Regions from separate parts of the Homo sapiens genome. Here region 1 is linked to region 2. A link is a loop called in an ENCODE intact Hi-C map of the cell type or tissue named here. Cell type or tissue: OCI-LY7. All regions are shown on one strand. Links, peaks and the distances in the headings refer to the core of each region. The heading gives the core; the rest is flanking DNA.

Evidence for each region. Peaks named below come from ENCODE experiments on the same cell type or tissue, not always from the same donor. Only the 100,000 strongest peaks of a DNase experiment are listed, where the experiment ranks them.
Region 1: it touches region 2 in a loop (10-fold over the local background); 1 of 110 quality-filtered maps calls a loop at or near these places.

The regions. Positions count from the first base shown.
Region 1 is chr19:23,429,688-23,444,993 of GRCh38, reverse strand. LOC105372335 (a long non-coding RNA gene) reads right to left here. Exons shown (of 3, transcript XR_007067208.1): 3 at 6,778-7,050. It also overlaps the pseudogene VN1R92P. Among named protein-coding and RNA genes, the nearest start is that of LINC01224, 21 kb to the right of the region's middle. In OCI-LY7, for the core only: CTCF peaks have their summits at 7,840 (motif pointing left) and 8,438 (motif pointing right); DNase peaks (open chromatin) are centred at 7,853 and 8,453.
Region 2 is chr19:23,815,932-23,831,237 of GRCh38, reverse strand. RPSA2 (ribosomal protein SA 2) reads right to left here. Exons shown (of 4, transcript NM_001355283.3): 4 at 2,370-4,168. The coding sequence starts at 4,076. The coding sequence ends at 3,189. It overlaps LOC124904677 (a long non-coding RNA gene), which reads left to right and starts at 7,174. Exons shown (of 2, transcript XR_007067209.1): 1 at 7,174-7,498; 2 at 11,793-13,641. In OCI-LY7, for the core only: CTCF peaks have their summits at 6,931 and 7,134 (motif pointing right); a DNase peak (open chromatin) is centred at 7,057; H3K4me3 peaks cover 754 bases; H3K27ac peaks cover 2,376 bases.

The DNA.
Region 1 (15,306 bases), core at 6,387-10,386, 390 kb after region 2:
GAGTGTAAAATGATACAAAGGTGCTCCTTTAGGACAAAGATGCTTTGGGTGACTCTGGACTCATGTGAGAATTTAGGAGTGGTGTTGGACCTATGAATATGTTGGACCCACCACTTGTGTTGAACAGAATAAAGGTCATGGAGCTGTTGGCCCAGGTTATAATTTCCAAACACAAAACACTAAAAAATGATAAAAACATGACATGTCATAAATGTGGAATTCTGTTATTAACTACTCCAGAACAGTGTTTAAAATAATCTTTGTGTTCTTTATGGTGTTCCACTTACCAGTAACATACACAGGAAAAAATGACATTTACAAGCCTATTCAGAATTCAGCACATAATTTGGATATTAGAGATTCAAATATATTTGGAAGCATGTAGTTTAAGCTACGTTCACCTGAGGTTTTGGGGGCTGATGGTGATGACCTGGGAGATACTCAAGAGGCAGATGGTGCCAATGCACATGCTGTGGCCACTCTGTGAATACAGAAAACAACTTTCTATCTAATATTACTGAAAAAATATTTCAACTCCAAATCAGTCATTGTCTAAGGGACCTTTTTGGAGAGTACCAAGGAGTTGGCCATAGGTGCTTGAGAGTCAAATCTGTGTATCACAATGTGCATCTGGTAATTAAAGAAAATCTGATGTCAAGGAAGAAAAAAAATCCAACTATTTAACTATGGTCTGAGATAAGATCATTCCTACTGCTATATTACTGGAGACAATCTGATATTTTCAAGTAACTGATAATTTCATTTCCACGTGAGGAGATCTTTCATGGACAGATGAGGTCTGTTTTATGGAGAAAATAGAAACATTCTACTGTGTACTTCCCATTGTATCCAACTCAGAAATATTTTATTGAAACTTTTATTTCACAATACTTTTGTTCTAAAGAGAAAAACATATATATTCCCACTATACTATAACACTACTCTAGAATACTATAACAGGTTTTACATGTATTTTTATCATACATCTACAATGTGCTTTATTGTTCCCTTTTTACAGGTAAGGAGATATTAAACAAAAGAAGGCTGAATGACATTTCTAAAGTCACCTCATTGTAAAAAGAAAGTTTCAGGTGTAGACAATGTGCTTATCCACTATGTTTCTCAATCTTACAGACACAGATACACTTTAATATGTCACAAATTTGTTATTTTTAATTTTGCATATTTGTCAGTTATAAAATATATTTGTACTTTAAAAGAGTTTTGATTGTAGCGATCTCATTTAAATCTAACCAAATTAAATCTAACCATTTATTACAGGGAAAATTGTATTTTTAGTGAATGAAAACATCAAATAAAGTTATTTCAATGTTAGAATCATTAAATATATTAAAACAAATCCATTTTGGAGAGGAAAACTGGAGGCACAGATACTTATTTACTTAAATAATTGAAATAGTTGAATATTAAGCCTGGCAAGGGTTTAGAATTTTTTTTTTCTTTGAGACGGAGTCTCCCTCTGTTGCCCAAGCTAGAATGCAGTGGCACGATCTTGGCTCACCACAACCTCCGCCTCTTAGGTTCAAGTGATTCTCCTGCCTCAGCCTCCCAAGTAGCTGGGACTACAGGCACATGCCACCATGCCCGGCTAATTTTTGCATTTTTAGTAGAGATGGGCTTTCACTATGTTGGCCAGGCTGCGGCTTTAGAATATTTTTAAACCAAGAAGAAATGTCACAAACTATTCAATTCTGAAAACAATTGAAATCCATGCTTTTTTTTTTCTAATGTGAAAACATTAAGGTCATCAAGTTACCTTTCCTTGAATCCTCCTTCCCTGATTTAATGAAGCAAATAGTCTTATCATAATTGACAAAGACCAGATGTTTTCTGTCGCCATCCAATTATGATCTTTCTTAAGTATATAATATGCCCTAGCAGGTAAAATAACACAACAAAAAACCTACATTTAATATTTTTGAAAAGAATAAGATAATTCAATCAGCTACATTCTATGCACTTTATATGCATGAAGGTATTGGAGAAATATATCTACTAATCTTGGAGTCATTCCTGACTCTTGTAGAGAAAATAAGAGTTAGCGGATTAATAGTCAAAATGTATTGAAGAACTTTTCATAAAACATATTCCATATCTTTATACATCACAAAGCAACAATGAGGACCACTGAGAATTACATTATATTAAATTATGATCAGTTATGGAATGGCTTATGTTCTTGATATTATATTCTTTCCACAATTTCAGCCTATGAGTTAGTAATTATTTCACACCTTATGCATGGTTTTGGCAGTGGTCAGTTTCTGGAACAGAAGAGTTACTTTTTCAGACAAGGCACAACCTACAACAAATTTAATTTAAAGATGGAATTGGCTTATATTTGTAATTGTAGAGTTTTATGGATTCTACTTTGAGGCTCAAACAGCACTAATTCACTTGGGTTAGCTTCAAATGCATTATGAAGTCAAACTTAGCCAGTTTTTTGGTATCAATATTTGTTGTCTAAGATTCCCCAGGTCTTCCTGGATATTAATGCACCATTACATGTGCATTTTGTTTAATTTTGGTTCAGAGAAAGCAGATGGTACCTCCAGATGTGGCCCCTAAACAATCCCTGCAGCTCAACTCTACTGAACCCACAGAGCCCACTCCGTGTCCTCAATCTAGGTCTGGAGTGAAGCTTTGCCCAAGACAATCTATACAGAGCCTTTTCACAAGTGCCATTTCATGAAATGACAGTTAAATAAAGATGGGAGGAGACTGAGGTAAGGTCCTGGGTGAGTGCAAGCCAATGTGTCAGGTAGGAGACTGCAGAATCAAAGGTTAGTCAGTGCTAAACACAGCACTGCATTAAGAAGATAATCAACCAAGAATGACTATCACCTGGGTTGATATTGCCATTCTTCATGTCTCTTTCTTTTCTCTCTTTCTCCAGACTTCTTTCTTAGATAAGATCAGTCCTGAGAAGTCACTTCACAATGTATAATATGACATTTAGAACTTCAAATATGCCTTTTTTTTGGTGCCACAATCCAGTAATTAGGAAGAAACTCACATGTTGAAAAAAGGTTCTATGCTGACCAGTAGAAGAAAAAAAAAACTCACACTGAAAACTCTTATATGAAGTCTGGGCATTGTGGCTCAGCACTTTGGGAGGCAGAAGAGGGTGAATCACCTGAGCTCACTTTGGGAGGCAGAAGAGGGTGAATCACCTGGGGAACATGGTGAGACACCGTCTCTACAAAAATATAAAAATTAGCTGGGCACGGTGGCATTCGCCTGTAGTTCCAGCTACTTGGGAGGCTGAGGCAGGATAATTGCTTGAGCCCCAGAGGCAGAGGTTGCAGTGTGCCAAGATTGCACTATTGTACTCCTGCCTGGGTGACAGAGTGAGACTTTGTCTTAAAAAAAAAAAATTACATGGAGACAAACAAATGATCTATTTCTACTCTTTTCCCCAAATTACTATCTAATGTTAGTGAAGCCCACACATTAGGTAACAGCCAGGGGTATGTGGCTGGACTCATCCTCCCTTTCAAATCACAAAACCCTCAGTTTCTGCTAGTCCCTGCTGAGCATAGGGTCACCAGGGGAGAATGAACACAGCTTTTCATTTCTTGTGGTCCTGCATTTCCCAGCCTTCCTTCCATTTCTGAGCCCTAACCCGCAAACTATTCTTTTATGCTCCATCCTGCATGCTGAAGTTGACCTTTTGGTTTATTTTTTTGTCACACTCGAGCCTGAGTGTGACAAACAGGGAGAGAAAGAGAGAGAGAGAAAAAATGAGAGTAAGGGGAGAAGGTCTTAATTGTAATATTAATTATCTTTTACCTTTGTTCACTCATTTATTTATTGGTCTTTCATACTGTTTGCTATTTTTTGTTATTGTTATATATTCACTGTTGGTGTTTAAATTTATTTTGAGACAGATGTTGGTCGCAAGTGTTGGACTTAGCCAACAGCTTGCATTGTCTAAAGTCGACCAGGTGGCTCTTGCCGGCGGTAGTACCACACAGGTCCAGCAGAGGGATGCAATCGTGATTCACTGTGGCCTCCATCTCCCCGGTCTTGCCCAGGTGGTCTACCCATCTTGGCCTTCCGAGTAGTACGTGGGAGTACTCGCATTTTCTTCTTCTGTTTGTTCTCTAACCCCACTTTCAGATTGTTTCCATAGTACTTAGAGTGATTTGTTGTTGTTTCTCTTCTTTGTTCTTTTCTCTATTTTCCTTAGCTCCTTCCTGGACATTGAAATTGAAGTTTTAGATTTTATTTTTTGTCACACTCCAGCCTCGGTGTGACAAATGGAAAAAAGAGAGAGAGAGAGAGAAAAAAGAGAGAGGAAAGGAGAAGATCTCAATTGTGATATTAATTACCTTATACCATTGTTCACTCCCACTTTATTGGTCTGTAATATTGGTTGTTATTCTTTGTTATTGTTAAATATTTACTGTTGGGTTTTTTTGTTTATTTATTTTGAGACTGATATCGGCCTCGAGCCTCGGACTTAGCTTCCAGCTTACCATCTTTAAGGCTGACCAGATGACTCTCGCTTTGCCATATCTAAGGTCGACTGGATGGCTGTCGCTGGAGGTAGTACCATTCAGGTCCAGCAGAGGGATGCGATTGTGAATCTCTGCGTCCTTGATCTCCCTGGTTCCACCCAGGTGATCTTCCCATCTCAGCCTACCAGTACCTGGGACTACTCGGACCTTCTTCCTCTGTTTTTTTCCTAAACACACTTCCAGTTTGTTTCCACAATACTTAAGAGTGACTTGTTGTTGTTTATCTTCTTTGTTCTTTTTTCTTTCTATTCTCCTATGCTCCTTCCTGTACGCTGAAGCTGACCTTTTGGTTTGTTTTTTTTGGTCACACTCCAGACTGGGTGTGACAAAGAGACAGAGAGTGTGTGTGTGTGTGTGTGTGTGTGTGTGAAAATAAATGTTAATTTTGACACTAATTACCTTTTACCTTTGTTCACTCCCATTTATTTATTTATTGGTCTTTAATTTTTTTTGTTGTTATGTATTTACTGTAGGTTTTTAAATTTATTTTGAGACAGATGTCAGTCGCAAGCGTTGGACTTAGCCTCCAGCTTTCCATGTCTAAGGTTGACCAGATGGCTCTCGCCTTGCCATGTCTAAGATCGTCCATATGATTTTCACCAGTGGCAGTACCGTTCAGGTCCAGCAGGAGGATACAATGGTGATTCACTCTGGCCTTCACTTCCCCGGTCTTGCCCAGGTGGTCAACCCATCTCGGCCCCTTGAATACCTGGGACTACTCGGACCTTCTTCCTCTGTTTTTTCCAACCCCATTTTCAGTTTCTTTCCACAGTACATAGAGTGATTTGCTGTTGTTTTTCTTCTTTGTTCTTTTCTCTCAGTATTTTCCTACACTCCTTCCTGCACACTGAGGTTGACTTTTAGATTTTTTTATCACACTGTAGCCTGGGTGTGACATACAGGGAGAAAGAGAAAAGAGATCTTAATTGTGATATTAATTACCTTTTATTATTGTTCACTTCCACTTATTTATTGGTCAATAATATTGTATGTTACTATTTCTTTATTGTTAAATATTTACTGTTGTTTTTTGTGTATTTATTTTTTGACAGATCTCAGCCACAAGCATTGGACTTAGCTGCCAGCTTGCCATGTCTAAGGTCAACTAGGTATCTCTTGCCTTGCTATGTATAAGGTCGAGCAGATGGCTCTCGCTGGTGACAGTACAGTTTATGTGCAGCAGAGGGATGCGATCGTGATTCACTGTGACCTCAATGTTCCCAGTCTCACCTGGGTGATCTATCCATCTTGGCCTCCCGTGTACCTGAAACAACCTTCTTCCTCTGTTTTTTATCTAACCCTACTGATAGTTTGTTTCCAAAGTACTTACAGTGACCTGCTGTTGTTTTTCTTCTTTGCTCTTTTCTGTGTTTTCCTATGCTCCTTCCTCCTCAGTGAAGTTGACCTTTTAAATATTTTTTTATCACACTCTAGCCTGGGTGTGACAAAGGGGAGAGACACACACACAGAGGAGAGAGAGAGAAAGATCTTAATTGTGATATTAATTACCTTTGTTAACTCTCATTTATTTATTGGTGTTTAATATTGTTATCATTTCTTTGTTATTGTTAAATATTTACTTTTTTTGTTTATTTATTTTGAGAGACATTGGCAGTGAGCATTGGATTTAGCTGCCAGCTTGCCATGTCTAAGGTTGACCAGATGGTTCTCACCCTGACATGTATTAGGTCAACCAGATGGCTCTTCCCTTACCATGTCGAAGATTCACCACATGGCTCTCACTGGTAGCAGTACTGTTCAGTTCCAGCAGAAGGATGTGATCGTGATTCACTGCAGCCTCAATCTCCCTGGTCACACCTGCGTGTTCTTCTCATCTCAGCCTCCCAAGTACCCGGGACTACTCAGAACTTCTTTTTCTGTTTTTGTTTGTTTGTTTGTTTTTTTCTCAACCCACTTTCAGTTTATTTCCACAGTACTTATAGTGACTTGCTATTGTTTTTCTTCTTTGTTCTTTTCTCTATTTTCCTACACTTCTTCCTGTAAGCTGAAGTTAACCTATTTTCTTTTCTTTCTTTCTTTTTTTTTTTTTGTCACACTCCAGCCTGGGTGTCACAAATGGAGAGAAAGAGAGAGGAGAAAATCTTCATTGTGATATTTATTGTACTCTACCTTTTTCACTCCTCCTTATTTATTTTCTTTAATATTGTTTGTTATTATTTCTTTGTTATTGTTAAATATTTACTGTTGGGTTTTTTGTTTATTTATTTTGAGACAGCTGTTGGCTGTAAGCATTGGACTTAGCCACCAGATTGCTATGTCTATGGTCGACCAGATGGCTCTTGCCTTGCCATGTCTAAGGTCCTCCAGATGGCTCACGTTTTGCTGTCTAAGGTTAACCATATGGCTCTTGTCAGCAGCAGTCCCATTCAGCTCCAGCAGAGGGATGCAATCCTGATTCACTGCAGCCTTGATCTTTCCAGTCTTATCCAGGTAGTCACACAACAAAACGTCAACCTCGGCATGCAGGAAGGAGTGTAGGAAAATACTGGGAGAAAAGAACAAAGAAGAAAAACAACAGCAAATCACTCTATGTACTGTGGAAAGAAACTGAAAGTGAGGTTAGAAAAAAACAGGGGAAGAAGGTTCGAGTAGCCCCAGATATTCAAGAGGCAGAGATGGGTAGACCACCTGGGCAAGACCAGGGAGGTCAAGGGCCACAGTGAATCATGATCGTATCTTCCTGCTGGACCGGAACGGTACTGCCACTGGCAAGAGTCATATGGATGACCTTAGACATGGCAAGGCCAGAGCCATCTGGTCGACCTTGGACATGAAAAGCTGGCAGCTAAGTCCAATGCTTGCAACCGACATCTGTCTCAAAATATATTTAAAAACCTACAGTAAATATATAACGATAACAAAAAATAACAAACCATATTAAAGACCAATAAATAAATAAATGGGAGTGAACAAAGGTAAAAGGTAATTAGTACCACAATTAAGATTTATTTTCTCTCTCTCACACACACACACTCTCTCTCTCTGTCTCTTTGTCACACCCAGTCTAGAGTGTGACCAAAAAAAAAAAAAAAAAACAAAGATTAGCTTCAGCATACAGGAAGGAGCATAGGAGAATAGAGAGACAAAAGAACAAAGAAGATAAACAACAACAAGTCACTCTAAGTATTGTGGAAACAAACTGGAAGTGTGTTTAGGAAAAAAAAAAAAAAAACAGAGGAAGAAGGTCCGAGTAGTCCCAGGTACTCGGTAGGCTGAGATGGGAAGATCACCTGGGTGGGACCAGAGAGATGAGGCCACAGTGAATTACGATGGCATCCCTCTGCTGGACTTGAATGGTACTACCTCCAGCAAGAGCCATCCAGTCAACCTTAGACATGGCATAGCGAGAGTCATCTGGTCAGCCTTAAAGATGGTAAGCTGGAAGCTAAGTCCAAGCCTTGAGGCTGATATCAGTCTCAAAATAAATTTAAAAACCCAACAGTAAATATTTAACAATAATAAAGAAAGAATAACAAACAATATTACAGACTAACCCCACTTTCAATTTGTTCCACAGTACTTAGAGTGACTTGCTGTTGTTTTTCTTGTTTGTTCTTTTCTTTATTTTCCTATGGTCTTTCATGCACATTGCAGTTGAATTTTTAGGTTATTTTTCATTTGTCACACTTCAGCCTGGATGTGACAAAAGGAGAGAGACAGAGAGAGAAGATCTTAATTGTGATATTAATTACCTTTTTTTTCGCTCCCACTTATTTACTTTTGGTCCTTAATATTGTTTGTTATTTCTTTGTTATTGTTAATTTTTTTTTACTGTTGGTATTTTTGTTTATTAATTTTGAGACCGATGCCACCCATGACCCTTGGACTTAGCTGCCAGCTTGCCATGTCTAAGTTTCACTAGATGGCTCTCACCTGTGGCAGTACCGTTCAGGTCCAGCAGAGGGATGCAACTGTGATCCACTGCAGCCTTCATCTCCCCAGTCTCACCCGGGTGGTCTTCCCATCTTGGCCTCCTTGAGTACCTGGGACTACTGAGACCTTCTTCCTATTTTTTTTCTAACCCCACTTTCAGTTTTTTTCCAGAGTACTTAGAATGACTTGCTGTCCTTTTGCTTTTTTTTTTCTTTTCTCTCTCTCTTTTCCTACGTAGCTTTCTACACGCTTAAGTTTACCTTTTAGGGTGGGAGGAGCCAAGATGGCCGAATAGGAAGAGCTCCGGTCTACAGCTCCCAGCGTGAGCGACGCAGAAGACGGGTGATTTCTGCATTTCCATCTGAGGTACCAGGTTCATCTCACTAGGGAGTGCCAGACAGTGGGCACAGGACAGTGGGTGCAGTGCACCATGCGTGAGCCAAAGCAGGGCGAGGCATTGCCTCACTCAGGAAGCACAAGGGGTCAGGGAGTTCCCTTTCCTGGTCAAGGAAAAGGGTGACAGACGGCACCTGGAAAATCGAGTCACTCCCACCCTAATACTGCACTTTTCCAATGGGCTTAGGAAACGGCGCACCAGGAGATTATATCCCGCACCTGGCTCGGAGGGTCCTACGCCCATGGAGGCTCGCTGATTGCTAGCACAGCAGTCTGAGATCAAACTGCAAGGTGGCAGCGAGGCTGGGGGAGGGGCACCCACCATTGCCCAGGCTCGCTTAGGTAAACAAAGCAGCTGGGAAGCTCGAACTAGGTGGAGCCCACCACATCTCAAGGAGGTCTGCCTGCCTCTGTAGGCTTCACCTCTGGGGGCAGGGCACAGACAAACCAAAAGACAGCAGTAACCTCTGCAGACTTAAATATCCCTGTCTGACAGCTTTGAAGAGAGCAGTGGTTCTCCCAGCACACAGCTGGAGATCTGAGAATGGGCAGACTGCCTCCTCAAGTGGGTCCCTGACCCCTGACCCCCGAGCAGCCTAACTGGGAGGCACCCCCCACTAGGGGCAGACTGACACATCACACGGCCGGGTACTCCTCTGAGACAAAACTTCCAGAGGAATGATCAGACAGCAGCATTCGCGGTTCACAAAAATCCACAGTTCTGCAGACACCGCTGCTGATACCCAGGCAAACAGGGTCTGGAGTGGACCTCTAGCAAACTCCAACAGACCTGCAGCTGAGGGTCCTGTCTGTTAAAAGGAAAACTAACAAACAGAAAGGACATCCACACCAAAAACCCATCTGTACATCACCATCATCAAAGACCAAAAGTAGATAAAACCACAAAGATGGGGAAAAAACAGAGCAGAAAAACTGGAAACTCTAAAAAGCAGAGCACCTCTCCTCCTCCAAAGGAAGCAGTTCCTCACCAGCAATGGAACAAAGCTGGACAGAGAATGACTTTGACAAGTTGAGAGAAGAAGGCTTCAGACAATCAAACCACTCCGAGCTACAGGAGGAAATTCAAACCAAAGGCAAAGAAGTTGAAAACTTTGAAAAAAATTTAGACGAATGTATAACTAGAATAACCAATACAGAGAAGTGCTTAAAGGAGCTGATGGAGCTGAAAGCCAAGGCTCGAGAACTACGTGAAGAATGCAGAAGCCTCAGGAACCGATGCATTCAACTGGAAGAAAGGGTATCAGTGATGGAAGATGAAATGAATGAAATGAAGCAAGAAGGGAAGTTTAGAGAAAGAAGAATAAAAAGAAATGAACAAAGCCTCCAAGAAACATGGGACTATGTGAAAAGACCAAATCTGCATCTGATTGGTGTACCTAAAAGTGATGGGGAGAATGGAACCAAGTTGGAAGACACCCTGCAGGATATTATCCAGGAGAACTTCCCCAATCTAGCAAGGCAGGCCAACATTCAGATTCAGGAAATACAGAGGATGCCACAAAGATACTCCTTGAGAAGAGCAACTCTAAGACACATAACTGTCAGATTCACCAAAGTTGAAATGAAGGAAAAAATGTTAAGGGCAGCCAGAGAGAGAGGTCGGGTTACCCACAAAGGGAAGCCCACCAGACTAACAGCGGATCTCTCAGCAGAAACTCTACAACGCAGAAGAGAGTGGGGGCCAATATTCAACATTCTTAAAGAAAAGAATTTTCAACCCAGAATTTCATATCCAGCCAAACTAAGCTTCACAAGTGAAGGAGAAATAAAACACTTTACAGACAAGCAAATGCTGAGAGATTTTGTCACCACCAGGCCTGCCCTAAAAGAGCTCCTGAAGGAAGCACTAAACATGGAAAGGAACAACCAGTACCAGCCACTGCAAAATCATGCCAAAATGTAAAGACCATCAAGACTAGGAAGAAACTACATCAACTAACAAGCAAAATAAACAGCTAACATCATAATGACAGGATCAAATTCACACATAACAATATTAACTTTAAATGTAAATGGACTAAGTGCTCCAATTAAAAGACACAGACTGGCAAATTGGATAAAGAGTCAAGACTCATTAGTGTGCTGCATACAGGAGACCCATCTCACGTGCAGAGACACACATAGACTCAAAATAAAAGGATGGAGGAAGATCTACCAAGCAAATGGAAAACAAAAAAAGGCAGGGGTTGCAATCCTAGTCTCTGATAAGACAGACTTTAAACCAACAAAGATCAAAAGAGACAAAGAAGGCCATTACATAATGGTAAAGGGATCAATTCAACAAGAAGAGTGAACTATCCTAAATATATATGCACCCAATACAGGAGCACCCAGATTCATAAAGCAAGTCCTGAGTGACCTACAAAGAGACTTAGACTCCCACACATTAATAATGGGAGACTTTAACACCCCACTGTCAACATTAGACAGATCAATGAGACAGAAAGTTAACAAGGATACCCAGGAATTGAACTCAGCTCTGCACCAAGCAGACCTAATAGACATCCTCAGGACTCTCCACCCCAAATCAATAGAATATACATTTTTTTCAGCACCACACTACACCTATTCCAAAATTGACCACATAGTTGGAAGTAAAGCTCTCCTCAGCAAATGTAAAAGAACAGAAATTAAAACAAACTGTCTCTCAGACCACAGTGCAATCAAACTAGAACTCAGGATTAAGAAACTCACTCAAAACCACTCAAGTACATGGAAACTGAACAACCTGCTCCTGAATGACTACTGGGTACATAACGAAATGAAGGCAGAAATAAAGATGTTCTTTGAAACCAACGAGAACAAAGACACAACATACCAGAATCTCTGGGACACATTCAAAGCAGTGTGTAGAGGGAAATTTATAGCACTAAATGCCCACAAGAGAAAGCAGGAAAGATCCAAAATTGACACCCTAACATCACAATTAAAACAACTAAAGAAGCAAGAGCAAACACATTCAAAAGCTAGCAGAAGGCAAGAAATAACTAAAATCAGAGCAGAACTGAAGGAAATAGAGACACAGAAAACCCTTCAAAAAATTAATGAATCCAGGAGCTGGATTTTTGAAAGGATCAACAAAATTGATAGACCTCTAGCAAGACTAATAAAGAAAAAAAGAGAGAAGAATCAAATAGACGCAATAAAAAATGATAAAGGGGATATCACCACCGATCCCACAGAAATACAAACTACCATCAGAGAATACTACAAACACCTCTACGCAAATAAACTAGAAAATCTAGAAGAAATGGATAAATTCCTCGACACATACACTCTCCCAAGACTAAACCAGGAAGAAGCTGAATCTCTGAATAGACCAATAACAGGATCTCAAATTGTGGCAATAATCAATAGCTTACCAACCAAAAAGAGTCCAGGACCAGATGGATTCACAGCTGAATTCTACCACAGACACAAGGAGGAACTGGTACCATTCCTTCTGAAACTATTCCAATCAATAGAAAAAGAGGGAATCCTCCCTAACTCATTTTATGAGGCCAGCATCATCCTGATACCAAAGCCGGGCAGAGACACAACTAAAAAAGAGAATTTTAGACCAATATCCTTGATGAACACTGATGCAAAAATCCTCAATAAAATACTGGCAAACCCAATCCAGCAGCACATCAAAAAGCTTATCCACCATGATCAAGTGGGCTTCATCCCTGGGATGCAAGGCTGGTTCAATATATGCAAATCAATAAATGTAATCCAGCACATAAACAGAACCAAAGACAAAAACCACATGATTATCTCAATAGATGCAGAAAAGGCCTTTGACAAAATTCAACAACCCTTCATGCTAAAAACTCTCAATAAATTAGGTATTGATGGGACATATCTCAAAATAATAACAGCTATCTATGACAAACCCACAGCCAAAATCATACTGAATGGGCAAAAACTGGAAGCATTCCCTTTGAAAACTGGCACAAGACAGGGATACCCTCTCTCACCACTACTATTCAACATAGTGTTGGAAGTTCTGGCCAGGGCAATTAGGCAGGAGAAGGAAATAAAGGGTATTCAATTAGGAAAAGAGGAAGTCAAATTGTCCCTGTTTGCAGATGACATGATTCTATATCTAGAAAACCCCATTGTCTCAGCCCAAAATCTCCTTAAGCTGATAAGCAACTTCAGCAAAGTCTCAGGATACAAAATCAATGTACAAAAATCACAAGCATTCTTATACACCAATAACAGACAAACAGAGAGCCAAATCATGAGTGAACTCCCATTCACAATTGCTTCAAAGAGAATAAAATACTTAGGAATCCAACTTACAAGGGACGTGAAGGACCTCTTCAAGGAGAACTACAAACCACTGCTCAATGAAATAAAAGAGGATACAAAGAAATGGAAGAACATTCCATGCTCATGGGTAGGAAGAATCAATATTGTGAAAATGGCCATGCTGCCCAAGGTAATTTATAGATTCAATGCCATCCCCATCAAGCTACCAATGACTTTCTTCACAGAATTGGAAAAAACCACTTTAAAGTTCATATGGAACCAAAAAAGAGACCACATCACCAAGTCAATCCTAAGCCAAAAGAACAAAGCTGGAGGCATCACACTACCTGACTTCAAACTATACTACAAGGCTACAGTAACCAAAACAGCATGGTATTGGTACCAAAACAGAGATATAGATCAATGGAACAGAACAGAGCCCTCAGAAATAATGCCGCTTATCTACAACTATCTGATCTTTGACAAACCTGAGAAAAACAAGCAATGGGGAAAGGATTCCCTATTTAGTAAATGGTGCTGGGAAAACTGGCTAGCCATATGTAGAAAGCTGAAACTGGATCCCTTCCTTACACCTTATACAAAAATTAATTCAAGATGGATTAAAGACTTAAACGTTAGACCTAAAACCATAAAAGCCCTAGAAGAAAACCTAGGCATTACCATTCAGGACATAGGCATGGGCAAGGACTTCATGTCTAAAACACCGAAAGTAATGGCAACAAAAGCCAAAATTGACAAATGGGATCTAATTAAACTAAAGAGCTTCTGTACAGCAAAAGAAACTACCATCAGAGTGAACAGGCAACCTACAAAATGGGAGAAAATTTTCGCAACCTACTCATCTGACAAAGGGCTAATATCCAGAATCTACAATGAACTCAAACAAATTTACAAGAAAAAAACAACCCCATCAAAAAGTGGGCAAAGGATATGAACAGACACTTCTCAAAAGAAGACATTTATGCAGCCAAAAGACACATGAAAAAATGCTCATCATCACTGGCAATCAGAGAAATGCAAATCAAAACCACAATGAGATACCATCTCACACCAGTTAGAATGGCAATCATTAAAAAGTCAGGAAACAACAGGTGCTGGAGAGGATGTGGAGAAATAGGAACACTTTTACACTGTTGGTGGGACTGTAAACTAGTTCAACCATTGTGGAAGTCAGTGTGGCGATTCCTCAGGGATCTAGAACTAGAATTACCATTTGACCCAGCCATCCCATTACTGGGTATATACCCAAAGGATTATAAATCATGCTGCTATAAAGACACATGCATACATATATTTATTGCAGCACTATTCACAATAGCTAAGACTTGGAACCAACCCAAATGTCCAACAATGATAGACTGGATTAAGAAAATGTGGCACATATACACCATGGAATACTATGCAGCCATAAAAAATGATGAATTCATGTCCTTTGTAGGGACATGGATGAAATTGGAAATCATTATTCTCAGTAAACTATCACAAGGACAAAAAACCAAACACCGCATGTTCTCACTCATAGATGGGAATTGAATAATGAGAACACATGGACACAGGAAGGGGAACATCACACTCTGGGCACTGTTGTGGGGTGGCAGGAGGGGGAAAGGATAGCATTAGGAGATACACCTAATGCTAAATGACGAGTTAATGGGTGCAGCACACCAGCATGGCACATGTATACATATGTAACTAACCTGCACATTGTGCACAGGTACCCTAAAACTTAAAGTATAATAATAATAAAAATTTTTTAAAAAGTTTACCTTTTAGATTTTTTGGTCACACTCCAGCTGGGTGTGACAAATGAAGAGAGAGAAAGAGAGAAAAAGAGTGAAGAAGATCTTAATTGTAATATTAATTACTTTTTACCTTTGTTCACTTCCACTTATTTATTTACTGGTGTTTAATGTTTGTTGTTATTATTTCTTTGATATTGTTAAATATTTACTGTTGGTTTGTTTATATATTTTGTGATGGACATTGACCATGAGCGTTGGGCTTAGCTGCCAGCTTGCCATGTCTGAAGTCGACCAGATGGCCTCGCTGGTGGCCATACCGTTTCAGGTCCAGCAGAGGGATGTGATTATGATCCACCGTGGCCTCGATCTTGGTCTCACAAGGGTAGTCTTCCCATCTCAGCCTCTCAAGTACCTGGGACTACTAGGACCTACTTCCTCTGTTTTGGTTCTAA
Region 2 (15,306 bases), core at 5,537-9,536:
TTCGTTGTTATTTCTGACTTTTAGGGACCTTTTCTGACACTTGTTTCAGTCTCTCATGACATAAAGTGCTGAAAGAAATGGTGGCATATTTTGAAATGAGAGTTTGAGTCAGCTGAGACCAAAAAAAAAAGTGGTAGAGCAGCAGACTGACAGCAGTACCACAGAAAAGGAACAGGTGTAGCAAGTGATTTCTGACTCCTACAAAATAACAAGAGTAAACTCTGTTAATTAAAAATTAAACACAAAATTTCAGACAGCACATATCCTAAGAATATGTGTGAGAAACTCCCATAATCACCAGCCAAAACAATTGTTTTCAGACTATGCCAGGACAGAACAACATTATAAAGATTTTGACAGGTAGCTTTTTTTAATGTCCAAATCACAATCAAAGATAAAATATACAAAATAGGGCAATATGATCCCAGCAAAAATATTATAAATTTTTCTGAAAGAAAGCATAAAAAAAATCAGAGGTATAAATTACTTTTAATAATTGGTAATAAATTGAATAGTTCTCATTGATTAAAATAGGAACAGAGACAACTATGGAAATTCAGAAAAATGAGGACAAGAACAAAAATATTTAAGATTTCAAAAAAACAAAAATTGTGGAGGTAAAAAAATTTAAAAAAAACTAATAGATCCTAAAAGAAAATATGATGTAAAAATAAAGAAGTACAACAAACTAGTATCACAGAAAGATATTTATAACAAACATGTATATAACCACAATTTCTAGTCAAAGACAAAAAGATTATCTTTGAAGCTGCAAGATAAAAGTGATGTGCCAGGCCAGGCATGGTGGCTCCTGCCTGTAATCCAGGCACTTTGGGAGGCAGAGGTGGACGGATCACCTGAGGTCAGGAGTTCAAGGCCAGCCTGGACAAGATGGTGAAACCCTGTCTCTACCAAAACGACAAAAATTAGCTGGGTGTGGTGGCACATGCCTGTAATACCAGCTACTCAGGAGGCTGAGGCTGGAGAACCACTTGAACCTGGGAAGTGGAGGTTGCAGTGAGTTGAAGTCATACCACTATGCTCCAGCCTGGCTGGGGGATAGAGAGACGTTTAGTCTCAAAAAAAGAACTATGTTATGGAGTCATGAAAAAGTTGTTAAAAAAAATACCTATTAAGTGAGAATTATACCATCAGTGAATCTATCCTGCCAAATAAAAAAAAAAAACCTTCCAAAGTAATGAAATTCTAAAAAAGTATATTGGAACTGCATATGCCCTACATATAAAAGGTGCTAACAACAGTTCCTTTTACTGAAAATAACATGATTCAAAAAGCTACACATAATTATATAAAAATACATTATTTTCTAGAAAAAATATGCAAATTCACTTTGTAGAATTTATTAGCATTATCCTAGTGACGCAGAAAACATTTTTAATTATTCTCTGAAATTTGAACAATAAAAGAATAGAAATCATTATAAACATCAGTTAATGAACATACAACATAAGATATAATTAGCAACATCAATGACAAATTTGAGGGAAGATGTAATAAAGAAGAATTTTTGTATGCAACCTGTTTTTCTACCAGATTAAAATGTATTGTTGTATCTTTTAGACATTATATGTAGTCCCCAAGGTACCACAAAAATATTTGTATAAATACACAAAAGAGGTTGGGCATGGTGGCTTATGCCTGTAATTCCAGCACTTTGGGAGGCCGAGGCGGGTGGATCACCTGAAGTCAGGAGTTCAAGACTAGCCTGACCAACATGGAGAAACCTCATATCTACTAAAAATACAAAATTAGCCAGGCATGGTGGCACCTGCCTGTAATCTCAGCTACTCAGGAGGTTGAGGCAGGTAAATTGCTTGAACCCAGGAGGCGGAGATTGCGGTGAGCCAAGATCAATGCCATTGCACTCCAGCATGGACAACAAGAGTAAAACTCAGTCTCAAACAAATAAATAAATAAATAAGCGAAAGCATATCAATGCAAACATCAAAAAGACACAAAGATGGAAAGAGAATAAGACACAAAGATGCAATAATCAAATAAAATGCATAATAAAATAACAGTAAGTCTAATAATTAAAAAAGACTGTAAGTGGCAGGATGGAAGTAGACATTCCATGCAAACATTAATCAAATAAGAGCAGAAAGAGTCAAAATAATATCACACAAGCTACATCTTAAGTCAGAAAGTATAATATTTTATAAAATGTGCTTGAAATTGAAACTCCAAAGAAACAAAGAAGGACATCAAAAAATAATAGATTCATTCACAGGGAATCTATGACAAATTTGTGTGTGTGTGTGTGTGTGTGTGTGTGTGTGTCTCACATTAGGGTTCCAAGTATATAAAGCAAATATTGACAGAATGGAAGAAACACACAGAAAGCAATATAATTAGAACAATATATTTTAATACCACACTTTTTGTAATAAAACTAAAACAAGAAAGAATGTTAATAAAAGAACAGACTACTTAAAGGCAGTATAAAACAATTATTCCAAACAGAGTTATGGAGAACACTCCTCAACAACATCAGAATACACACCCTTCTCAATAGCTCATACAACATTTCCCTTGAAAGACCACATCTTAGGACAAAAAGGAAGTCTTATCAAATTTTTTAAAAGTAAATTTCTATGAACTACATTCTATGACCAAAATGGAATGAGAATATACAACGATAAAAGCAAAAAAAAAAAACTGAAAAATTTACAAATATATAGAAACTAAACAACACACTCTTGAGTGTGCTCTTACACAAAGGTTGAAATACTTAATATTGCAGAGTCCATCCTGCTCAATGCAATCTACAGATTTAATGCAATATTTTTCAAATTTCTCATTGCATTTTTGAAGAAATAGAAACACCAACCTCAAAAGTATACAGAGACTCAAAAGAAAAACAAACTACCCAACAATATTAAAAAAAAAAAAAGAAAGAAAGAATGCTGCAGGCATTAAAGTGCCTGATTCAAAACACATTACAAAGCTACCAAATTAAACAATTTGATATGAGTATAAAGGTGAAAAAGTAGACTAATAAAATAGAATGCAGCACATATATAAACTTTCACATATATGGTCATATAAGTAGTCATTTATAGACTCATAATTATTGCAGCATTTTTTTTTTTTTTTTTTTTAGAAACTGATGTTTATTTTCCATCAACCATTTTTCCATGCTGCTTAAGAGCCTATGCAAGAACAGCTTAAGACCAGTCAGTGGTTGCTCCTACCCATTCAGTGGCCTGAGCAGTGGGAGCTGCAGACCAGTCTTCCGTGGCAGGCTGAGCGCTCCAGTCTTCAGTAGGGAATTGCTGAATAGGCACAGAGGGCACCTGTACACCTTCAGACCAGTCTGCAACCTCAGGCTGAGTAGCAGTGAACTCAGGAGAGGGAGCAGTCCATTCACCCTGAAATTCCTCCTTGGTCACTGCCTTCTCAGCAGCAGCCTGCTCTTCTTTTTCAATCTCTTCAGGATCTCTGTAGAAGTACAGATCAGGCATGACCTCCCATGGGTGTTCACGGGAAATGGTGCCACGCATGCGCAGAACTTCCCGAGCCAGCATCCACCACATCAAACCCACTGAGTGAGCTCCCTTGTTGTTGCATGGGATGGCAATGTCCACATAGCGCAGAGGAGAATCTGTGTTACACAGCGCAATGGTAGGTAGGTTAACATAAGATGCCTCCGTGAGAGGCTGGTGGTCAGCCCTGGGGTCAGTAACCACAAGAAGCCGTGGCTCCCAGAAGGCTGCCTGGATCTGGTTAGTGAAGGTTCCAGGAGTGAAGCGGCCAGCAATTGGAGTGGCTCCAGTGGCAGCAGCAAACTTCAGCACAGCCCTCTGGCCAGTATTCCTGGAGGATATAACACTGACATCAGCAGGGTTTTCAATGGCAACAATAGCACGAGCTGCCAGCAGAAGCTTCTCCCAGGTCCTCTTGAGATTTATGATATAGATGCCATCACTTTTCCTTTTATAGATGTAGTGTTCCATCTGGAAGTCAAGATTGGTGCCACCTAAGTGGGTTCCTGCTGCAAGGAACTTAAGGACATCCTCCTCCTTCATTTGCAGGACATCAAGGGCTCCGGACATTGTGAAAGTTTCCCTTTAAGTTACGACGGGAATCCAGAACAACGCCGTATGGACCCCTCTGCAGGTAGCGCGGAAAAGCTGCAGCATTGTTACTGTAAGCAAATAGGTAAAAGCAATGCAAATATCTTTCAATAAATCATTCAGTAGATATAATTTGAAATATAAAAATTCTTCCCAGGCACGGTGGTTCACACCTGTAATCCCAGCACTTTGGGAGGCCAAGGCAGGCAGATCACAAGGTAAGGAGTTCGAGATCAACCAGACCAACAATGGTGAACCCTGTCCTTACTGAAAAAAAAAATACAAAAATTAGCCAAACGTGTTGGCACGTGCCTGTAATCCCAGCTACTCGGGAGGCTGAGGCAAAAGAATTGCTTGAACCCAGGAGGCAGAGGTTGCAGTGAGCCAAGATCGCCCCACTGCACTCCAGCCTAGGTGACAGGGCAAGACTGTCTCAAAAAATATATATATATATTCTGGAATATACTCAGTATTCAAAAGCAGGAAATATTCTACCAACTATAAATATAAATCTTGATGGCATTATGCAAAATGAAATGAGCCAATCACAAAAAGACACAGATTTTATGACATACATGAAGTAGTTATACTGTTAAAAACAAAAAACAGAGTGGTGTTTGCAAAACGCTATAAAACAGAAAAAATTGTGGCCAGGCATGGTGGCCCATACCTGTAATCCCAGCACTTTGAAAGGCTGAGGCAGATAGATTACCTAAGGTCAGGAGTTTGAAACCACGCTGGCCAACATGGTGAAACTGCATCTTTACTAAAAATGCAAAAATTAGCCAGGCATGGTGATGGGCACCTGTAATTCCAGCTATTCAGGAGGCTGAGGCGTGAGAATTGCTTGAACCCGGGAGGTGGAAGTTGCAGTGAGGTGAATCATGCCACAGCACTCCAGCCTGAGTAGCAGAGTAAGACTCCAGCTCAAAAAAAAAAAGAAAAAAGAAAAAAAGAAAAAATTAAAAATTAGTACTTGTTGTTTAATATGTGTTAAGATTTAGCTTTGCAAGATAAAAACATTCTAGCAATATGTTGCATGACAATGTCAAGATAATTGATATGACTAAATATTTAAAAATATTTTGTGGTAAATTTTGTTTTTTTTTGACAAGAAATAAACAATAATAACTAAAAGAGATACAGAGTTATGATAGTTTTAAATTATATTCAAATCCAAAAGTGTTTCTCCCACACAGAAATCATATAGATTTACAAATAAATAGGTTGTTGAAATTATAAAAATTTTATGGGCTGAGCATGGTGGCTCACACCTGTAATCTCAGTACATTGGGAAGCTGAGGCGGGCAGATCACCTGAGGTTGGGAGTTCAAGACCAGCCTGACCAACATGGAGAAACCCTGTCTCTACTAAAAATACAAAAATATTAGCCAGGCATGTTGGCACATGCCTGTAATCTCAGCTACATAGGAGGCTGAGGCACTAGAATCATTTCAACCCAGGAGGCAGAAGTTGCAGTGAGCTGAGATCGCGCCATTACACTCCAGCCTGGGCAAGAAGAGCAAGAGTCCATCTCAAAAAAAAAGAGTATTTTATGATGACTCATCTACGCAGAATTAGAAAACCATTCACAACAAACCTACACAACAAATATACAAGTTAGAAAAAAAATACAAGGATAACATTTATTTTTGTATACAGGAAAACAAACACAGAGATAATTCTATTGGAAAAAGACGTATAGCTCATTCATATTTGACTTTCTTCCACACTGCCTTAAATTATAAGATGTTAAAAATTAGCATGCATAATTATAATAAATACTAAAAAATCAAAACACAATTAATGAATGTGTGGTGGCATACCCTAAAATATATAACACAAAAATCTATAATTGCAAAACAAAGTTAAAACATGGAATGTAAAACTTATTAGATACCTTGGGAGGCCAAGGCAGGCAGATCATGAGGTCAGGAGATCAAGCCCATCCTGGCTAACATGGTGAAACCCAGTCTCTACAAAAATATAAAAAAATAGCTGGGCGTGGTGGCGGGCACCTGTACTCCCAGCTACTCAGGATGCTGAGGCAAGAGAATGGCATGAACCCAGGAGACAGAGTTTGCCATGAGCTGAGATTGTGCCACTGCACTCCAGCCTGGGAAACAGAGCGAGACTCCATCTCAAAAAAAACAAAAACAAAAACAAAAACAAAACAAAACAAACAACTTATTAGATAACCATCAACTAGATTTAGGAAATCTTAGAAGAAGAAAATGAAGAAAAAAAATACAGAGGTTATTTGAAGATAAAAAAGGGTGAAAACTTCCCAAATTTTGATGTAATAAAAAAAAATTTCTAACCAATAATACTTGATTTAAATTTACTTCCCTTTAAAAAGAAGATGAAAATAAAGAATTTCCAAAATAAAAGGTGAAGATGTTCATCACCACTAGCACAGTTCTACAAAAAAAGGTACATGGTGACCAGGCACCATGGCTCATGCCTGTAATCTTAGTTTTAGGAGGTCAAGGCTGTCAGAACACTAGAGACTAAGAGTTTAAGAGCATTCTGAGACTCTGCAAAAAAAAAAAAAAAAAAAGAAATGCTATAATGAGTCAATTTTGCTTAAAAATAAAATAATAATGAACACCATCATAAAACTGAAGTAGAGGATGTAGAGAAAACTAGTCCTTAGCCCCTCTTCTCCCAAAGAGCAAGGATGTGAAAAACAAGTTTTCCTCCTCTCCCAGCTTCCCTGTCTCTTTAGTAATTTTTCCTTAGTGAAACTCAAGGTTACTTCACAACAACTCCAGTTTCTCTGTTCTGGGCAACATGACAAGGTCACAAGACGAGCTTGAGTAAGACGTATACCAGCTGCAAGGCCTGCTTTAGTTTGTTAACTTCCTGTTTTCCTCCCAATGCAGCTGCAAGGTCAGCTTTAGTTTGTTAACTTCCTGTTTTCCTCCCAATGCAGCTGCAAGGTCAGCATAACCTGTCACTGTTTAATTAACTGCCTTTGTTCTGCTTCTGTGAGCCTGCTTGCTTGCACCAGGAGCCTTGTGCCACTAGATGGCCACCATGCACATATAAAAGACAAGCCCTGTACTTGTCCAGGGCTCAGCTTTTTGTGTGTGAATCCACTGAGCCAGTGTGCACCTTAATAAAATCCTCTAGTTTCACCCACTGGCCTCTCCTGCCTCCTGTTTTCTGCAACACTTTGGTGAGCCAGCCAGGAGATGGAGATGACAGGTTTGCTGTCTACTTTGCCTTTAGGTGTGAGACCCCAAGCCAGGAGAGACCCATGACCTCAGGTGCCATCAGGAGAACTTAAACCTGAAGAAGGGATCAGCTATCCCACAACCCAGTGCCCCTCCCAGACAGCACAACAGAATCTAAGGGGCTACAGGATGATTCCAGGAACAGTGCACTACAGGACCACGGTAAGGTTTTGGGGCCCAAGGCAGGAACCGTCCCATAAGGATGGAAGGGGAGCCTGATCACCTTCCAAGGTGTAACTAGTAGACTGACACAGGATGCAAGAATGGTTTGCAAACTCAGGGAAACTTACACCCCAAGTGACTAGGGCATAAGAGTGGCTCGCGAAGTCAGTTAGGAGAGAAAACTGGGAGTAGGACGGTGTGTGACTGTGTGTGAAAGAGATGGTTTTGGGAGGAACCAATGCAGACAGTGACATGTGGGGGCTACAGCTCTCTTAGTATAGACTGTGCGCTCTGAGAGAATTGTGGGACCAACCGGGACTAGTGGCAATCCACATACGGCTTATGGAGGTGCCCCACAATTTAGTAATTGTGAGGGGATTAACAAACTCCAAAGCTAAGCAGTGTCTGAAAACTCCTGCAAGGGGGATGGTTTAATTGGTCTGAATCAAAAGGAAGAATGAATGTGTTGTGCTGTATTGGGGAGGAAATGGGAGGGAAGTCACCAAAACCCACCCGATTAGCATGTATGTTAAGGAACTTTAAGAAAGGTTATTCGGGGACTATGGAATTAAGTTGACCCCCAGAGGCTGAGAACTCTCTGTGAAATACAATGGCCCTCTTTTGATGTTAGATGGCCAGCTGAAGGAAATGTAGATAAGGAAACAATTGGCTATGTATTTAAGGTGGTAACTGGGGTCAGAGGACAGTCAGGGCACCTAGACCAGTTCCCTTGTATTGACTCATGGTTAAATATAGTACAGACTCCACCTGCATGGTTGCAGACTTGCCTGGCAGCTTTTTGCTCAAGCTGAGCCTAAGCCACCAAAAAAAAATCAGCTTTGCTGGAAGCTACAGAGACAAAGGGAAAGCCACAGGAAAGACAGGAGAAACCAGTTTTGGAGGAACCACCGGAGGAGATAGAAACCCCTCCTCCCTATGCACCAATCTACCCACCTTTACCAAGGCTGGCCACTGAGCAGCCCAACTCAGATGGTATCATGCCCCAGGCTACACCCTAAAGGGGCAAATCTGAGCCCCTGTCCCAGGAGGTGAAGAAGGAAGTCAAGATGATCAAGCAGGCCACCTTCAATTTACCCACACCAGAGCTTTGCAGATGCCCCTCCAGAAAACACAGGGACCTATTTATTATGATGAACAGGGCCAGGTCCAAGGGGGGCAACAGACTTTTATTTACCAGCCTTTTTCTACCACTAATCTCCTAAACTGGAAACATCATACCCCCTCCTACACGGAGAACCCCCAGGACCTCATAGATCTAATGCAGTCTATCTTCCTAATGCACAATCCAACCTGGCCAGATTGCAGGAATCTCCTCCTAACGCTGTTTAACACGAAGGAGTGTCAAAGGATAGCCCAGGCAGCTCTCTGCTGGCTAGAAGCCAGTGTGCCTGAAGGCACCCTTAATGTCCAGGCATATGCTCAGGGCCAATTCCCAGAAACAGATCCCAACTGGGACCCAAATGACGCAACCCAGCTTCAGCGCCTGCAAAGGTACTAAGAAGCACAGCTGCAATGATTGAGGGAAGGTGGAAAAAAGGCAATCAATATAAGGAAGGTCTCTGAAGTACTCCAGCGAATTGATGGGAGCCCTAGCCAGTTTTATGAGAGACTCTGTGAGGCATTTTAGTTTTACACTCCATTTGACCCTGAGGCTGCTGAAAATCAGTGCATGGTGAATGCAGCATTTGTAAGGCAAGCCCAGGGTGACATCAGAGAGAAGCTGCAAAAGCTAGAGGGTTTTGCAGGCATGAATGCCACCCAGCTTATAGAAGTGGCCACCGAGGTGTACATTAACTGTGACCAAGAGGCAAAAAAGGAAACAGAGCAGAGGCTTAGGAAAAAGGCCAACCTGTTAGCGGCAGCCCTCACAAAAAGGAAAATTAACATTGTAAAGGGACGCGAATGTTCACATGGGTGTGGGCATGGAAGAGGCCAAGTTGAACAGCGAGCCAAGAGATGGCTGAGGCTAAGGGGAGGTCAATGTGTGCAGTGCAAAAAGAAGGGACACTAGAAAAATGAATGTCCAGAGGACAATGAAGAGAATGGCAAAGGCTATGAAACAAAGAGGCCCCCAGCCAAGGGCTGCCACACCCTGAGGGAGCCAGATGCCGACCTGATCGGGCTGGCAGAGAATTAAGAATATGAGGACTAGGACCAACCGGGTTCCTTCTCCCTAGGCCCCCAGGAGCCCATGGTCACATTAGAAGTGGGGGAGGCAGGGAAGAAGTCCCTCCTCTGGGAGGCAGACCAGGAAAAGGCATTTAAACAAATCAAAGAAGCCTTAACTAGGGCTCCAGCCTTAGGACTGCCAGGTCTAACTAAGCCTTTCTTTCTATAGGCCCATGAGTGAAAGGGAATGGCTATAGGAGTCCTAACTCAGGTCACGGGATCATGGCATCGCCTGGTGGCATACTTATCCAGGCAGTTGGACTCCATGGCGCTGGGATGGCCCCCATGCTTCAAAGCATTAGCTGCCACAGCCCTACTGGCATGGGAAGCTGACAAACTAACTCTAGGACAGCAACTAACCACCTGAGTATCGCACTGAGTTATAACATTAATCGATCAGAGAGGGCACCATTGGTTATCAAATCCAATAATGAGTTGGTATCAAGGGCTTCTATGTAAAAATCCTCACGTAACTCTAGAGACTGTGAACACTCTAAACCCAGCTATTTTGCTCCCAATTCAATCAGAACCAGGAGGCCCTCTTCATTGCTGTATAGACACAGTTGATGAGGTATTCTCAAGCTGGAGAGATCTTACAGACCAACCCCTCAGGGACCCAGATATCGAGTACTTTACAGATAGAAGCAGTTTTGTACTGGAAGGAGTCCAATGGGCCGGGTATGCAGTAGTAACATTGCACTTGGTGGTGGAAGCTCAGTCTCTGCCCACAGAAACTTCAGCCCAAAAAGCAGAGCTGATAGCTCTAACAAGAGCCCTTTTGCTAGCAAAGGACAAAAAGATCAATATTTATACTGATTCCAAATATGCTTTTGCCACATTGCTATATATAAGGAGGAGTTTTAACTGCCAGGGGCAAAGAAATAAATACAAAGAAGAAATTATACAGCTCTTAGATGCTGTATGAGCCCCAGAGAAGGTAGCTGTTATGCACTATAAAGGACACCAGAAGTCAGGGACACAGGAGGCCAAGGGAAATGGAAAAGCAGACAGAGAAGCAAGACAGACAGCATTGACTGCTCCACACTCTAGAAAAGAAGCCCTGACCATGCCTCTCCTCCCGCAATCTCCCCTCCAGGAGACCCGGAGTTACTCTCTAAGTGACAGGGCCTGGTTTGCCCAAGAATCTGGAGAACATATTGAAGGAGGATGGTGGAAATTATCTAATGTGAGACTAGCCATCCCTGAAATGGTGGCCTCCAAATTTGTGAGGCAATTCCACCAAGGAACTCACATGGGAAAAACGGCACTAGAGACGCTATTAGGACACCACTTCTATGTGCCACGGCTCACTGCCATCACATGAGCCATTTGTGAACAATGCCTAACTTGTGCCCAGAACAACCTAATACAGGGGCCCACCAGGACCCTGGGAATGCAGGAAATAGGGGCCACACCTTGTGAAAATCTGCTTATGGGTTGCCCCAAGCAGGGGGATATTGAAACATGTTAGTACTTGTCTGCACCTTTTCAGGATGGGTCAAGGCTTTCCCCATCAGGACTGAGAAAGCACGAGAAGTAACTAAAGTACTGTTAAGAGACATTATCCCTGGATTTCGACTGCCCCTGACTCTAGCGTCAGACAATGGACCAGCATTCATAGCCAAGATAGTTCAAGAACTAACACAGTTATTGAAAATAAAGTGGAAGTTACACATAGCCTACTGGCCACAGAGCTCAGAAAAAGTGGAACACATGAACCAGACACTCAAACAGCTACTAAAAAAATTTTGCCAAGAAACTCATCTAAGGTGGGATCAGGTCCTGCCCATGGTCCTCCTCCAAGTGAGGTACACCCCCACCAAACAAACTGGGTATTCACCTATGAGATCTTGTTCGGCCAATTTAAAGGTGATCTCTGTGAACTAGAGGAATTAGCCTTAAGGAGAGAGATGCAGGCTTTAAGAATAGCCATGCAAAAAATTCATGGCTGGGTATGGGAAAGAATGCCCATAAGCCTCACAGACCCAATTTATCCCTTTAGACCCGGGGACTCTGTTTAGTTTAAAAAATGGAATCCAACAACACTGGGACCCATATGGGATGGGCCCCATATTGTAATCTTGTCTACTCACTGCTGCTAAAGTTGCAGGAATCGTGCCTTGGATTCACCACAGTTGGCTGAAACTGGTAGCCCAAGACAAGTGGACCAGCCAGAAGGACCCAGGCCATCCAACCCAGCTGATCCTATGATGGGACCGAGGTGCCAATGAAGACTACAACAGCCCTGCTCTGGTCACTTCAGAAGCTGACCAGTCTACACACGGTGGAAGCTTGAGGAAACAACAGCCCTGTTCTAGTCACCCCAGAAGCTGACTCGTCTATGTACGGCCAAAGCTCGAGGCATCATCAGGAAAGTAAAAGTGGTTAGAAATCTTACGTCTGGAAACTTTCCTTGTAATATTAATTGTTTTACTATTGTCCTGTTGCTTTGCTCAACCTCCTCCTCTAGGAAAGGACCTCTTCTCTCCATGCTAGGTATAAACATGTTATTCATTACTTTTGCTATTCCCTTTAACCACGTTAAAGGGAGAATCCTTAGAAGGATGCCCCCACTGCACTGACAATACGTAGACAGGAAGCACCATGACTAGAACCCTGTTCTACCACTTATTATAGGTATGCAGGGACCCATTGAGGAACTTGTACACACAACCAGATAACCTACTCAATCTGCAACCCAGGAAGTGGCCAGCCTTATATATGTTATGACCCAAAGTCCTTACCTAGAACCTAGTTGGAGGTTCATGTCAGGTCAAAAGAAATAAAAGGGGAATAACCATAAAGAATTAAAGATAATGAATGGCCACCTGAAAGAATAATGCAATACTATGGCCCAGCCACATGGGCAGATGGATCATGGAGATACCGCACCCCTATTTACATGCTAAATCACATCATATGGTTGCAGGCAGTACTGGAGATCATTACGAATGATACTGCAAGAGCCTTAAATTTGCTGGCTCGGAAATCTACAGAAATGAGAAATGCCGTTTATCAAAATAGACTGGCTTTAGACTACCTCCTAGCCCAAGAGGGAGGAGTATGTAGAAAGTTCAGCCTAACTAATTGCTGTCTAAAAATCGATGACAACGGAAAGGTCGTCAAACAAAAAGCTGCAAGAATCCAAAAATTAGCCCATATTCCAGTCAAGACTTAGAAAGGATGGTCTCCAGATTCCCTCTTCAGGGGTTAGTTCTCATCCCTTGCAGAATTTAAAACCTTAGTAAGAATAGTTCTAGCCATATTAGGAGTCTGCCTCATACTCCCTTGTCTCTTACCCCTCCTTGTCAAAAACATCTAAATGGCCACAGAGGCTCTTGTAACCAGGCAAACTACTACACAACTAATGACCCTAACTAAATATCAGCCTTTGCCAAATGAAGAAAACTTGCCTTTTCATGAAAAATTAAGTCATAGTGATGCTATTAAACGTCATTTATAAAAAGCGTCAAAGGGGGAAATGAAGTAGAGGATGTAAAGAAAACTAGTCCTTATCCCCTCTCCTCCCATAGAGCAATGATGGGAAAAACAATTTTTCCTCCTCTCCTAGCTTCCTCCTCCCCTTAGTAATCCTTCCTTAGTGAAACTCAAGGTTACTTCACAACAACTCCAGTTTCTCTGTTCTGGATAACATGACAAGGTTACAAGACGAGCTTGAGTAAGACATGTACCAGCTGCAAGGCCTGCTTTAGTTTGATAAATTCATGTTTCCCTTCCAGTGAAGCTGCAAGGTCAGCATAACCTGTCACTGTTTGATTAACTGCCTCTGTTCTGCTTCTGTGAGCCTGCTTACTTGCACCACGAGCTTTGCGCCACTAGATGGCCCATGCATGTATAAAAGACAAGCCCTGTCTTAGTCCAAGGCTCAGCTTTTTGGATGCGAATCCATTGTGCCAGGGTGCACCTTAATAAAATCCTCCAGTTTCACCTACTGGGTGTCTCCTGCCTCCTATTTTCTCTAACAAAACCACATATAAAATAAAAGTCTATATTAAATGTAAATATACAAATATAGAAGTCTTTACTATCATAATAATGATGCATAAAACCCTTAAAGCTCCTCTGTAAAATATTTAAAACAGAATACAATCTGCATAAATATGTTAATAAATACACAAAATAATTTATATTTATTTATTTTATTTTGAGATGGAGTATCGCACTTGTTGCCCAGGCTGGAGTGCAATGGCACAATCTTGGCTCACTGCAACCTCTCCCTCCCGGGTTCAGGCAATTCTCCTGCCTCAGCCTCCCGAGTAGCTGGGATTACAGGCATGCACCACCATGCCTGGCTAATTTTGTATTATTTAGTAGAGACAGGGTTTCTCCATGTTGGTCAGGCTGGTTTCAAACTCCTGACCTCAGGTTATCCGCCCACCTCGGCCTCCCAAAGTGTTGGGATTACAGGCGTGAGCCACTGCACCCAGTCTAAAAATTTTTAATGTTAATAACAAACTGAAAAACATAGAGGTATAATTTTATATTCAATTGAAGTTGTCATTAAAGTATATTGTTTGAATTTTAAGATATTTAATGTAAACTCCATTTTTTAAAATAATATGGTTTGGCTGTGTCCCAACCCAAGTCTCATCTTTAATTCCCACATGTTGTGGGAGGGATGTGGTGGAAGGTAATTGAATCATGGGGGCAGGTCTCTTCTGTACTAGTCTCATGATAGTGAATAAGTCTCATGAAATCTGATGGCTTTATAAGGCAGAGTTTTTCTGCACAAGCTCTCTGTCTGCCACCATGTGAGACATGCCTTTCACCTTCCACCATGATTGTGAGGTCTCTTCAATCACATGAAACTGTAAGTCCAATAAACTTCTTTCTTCTGTAATTTGCCCAGGGTAAGGTACGTTTTTATCAGCAGCATGAAAACACATGAATAGACAACATGATTATAAAGATAATAATTAAAGAAACTGTGCAAAACAAAATTAGAAAAATAATTGAAGCACATCACTACACAATTAAAATAAAATTTAAGGCAATAAAACAGTGAATAAGAAAAAACGTACCACTCAGGAACACATAAAACAGTTACAATAAAACCAGTAACTTCATTTTTAAGAAGCAGTTTTAAATATAAATTAAATTACTTAATAAAAAGAAATGTAATCTCAGGACTTTGGGAGGTTAAGGCGGGCTGATCACTGGATCTCAGAAGATTGAGAACAGCCTTGACAGTGTGGCAAAACTCTGTCTCAACCAAAAATACACAAAAAACTGGCTAGGCGTGATGCTACACACTTGTAACCCAGCTACCTAAGAGGCTGAAATGAGAGAATCTTCTGAGTTTGTAAGTTGAGGCTGCAGTGAGCCATGATCACAACACTGCAAACTAGCCTGGTTGACAGAGTGAGACCCTATCTCAAAAATAAATGAATAAACAAGTAAATAAATGAAATTATAAAAAGAAAAAATAAAATGCTTTACTAGCTTAAGAAAAAAGCAAACAGTATGTTGCCTACAAGGGAATCATTTCAGCACTAAGTCAAATAGGCTGAAAACCACAGAGCGAAAAAAAAAACAACTACATTTTATGAAAATAGTAACTACAATTGTGTATTAGATATGTTTTAAGTCAAGTGCTA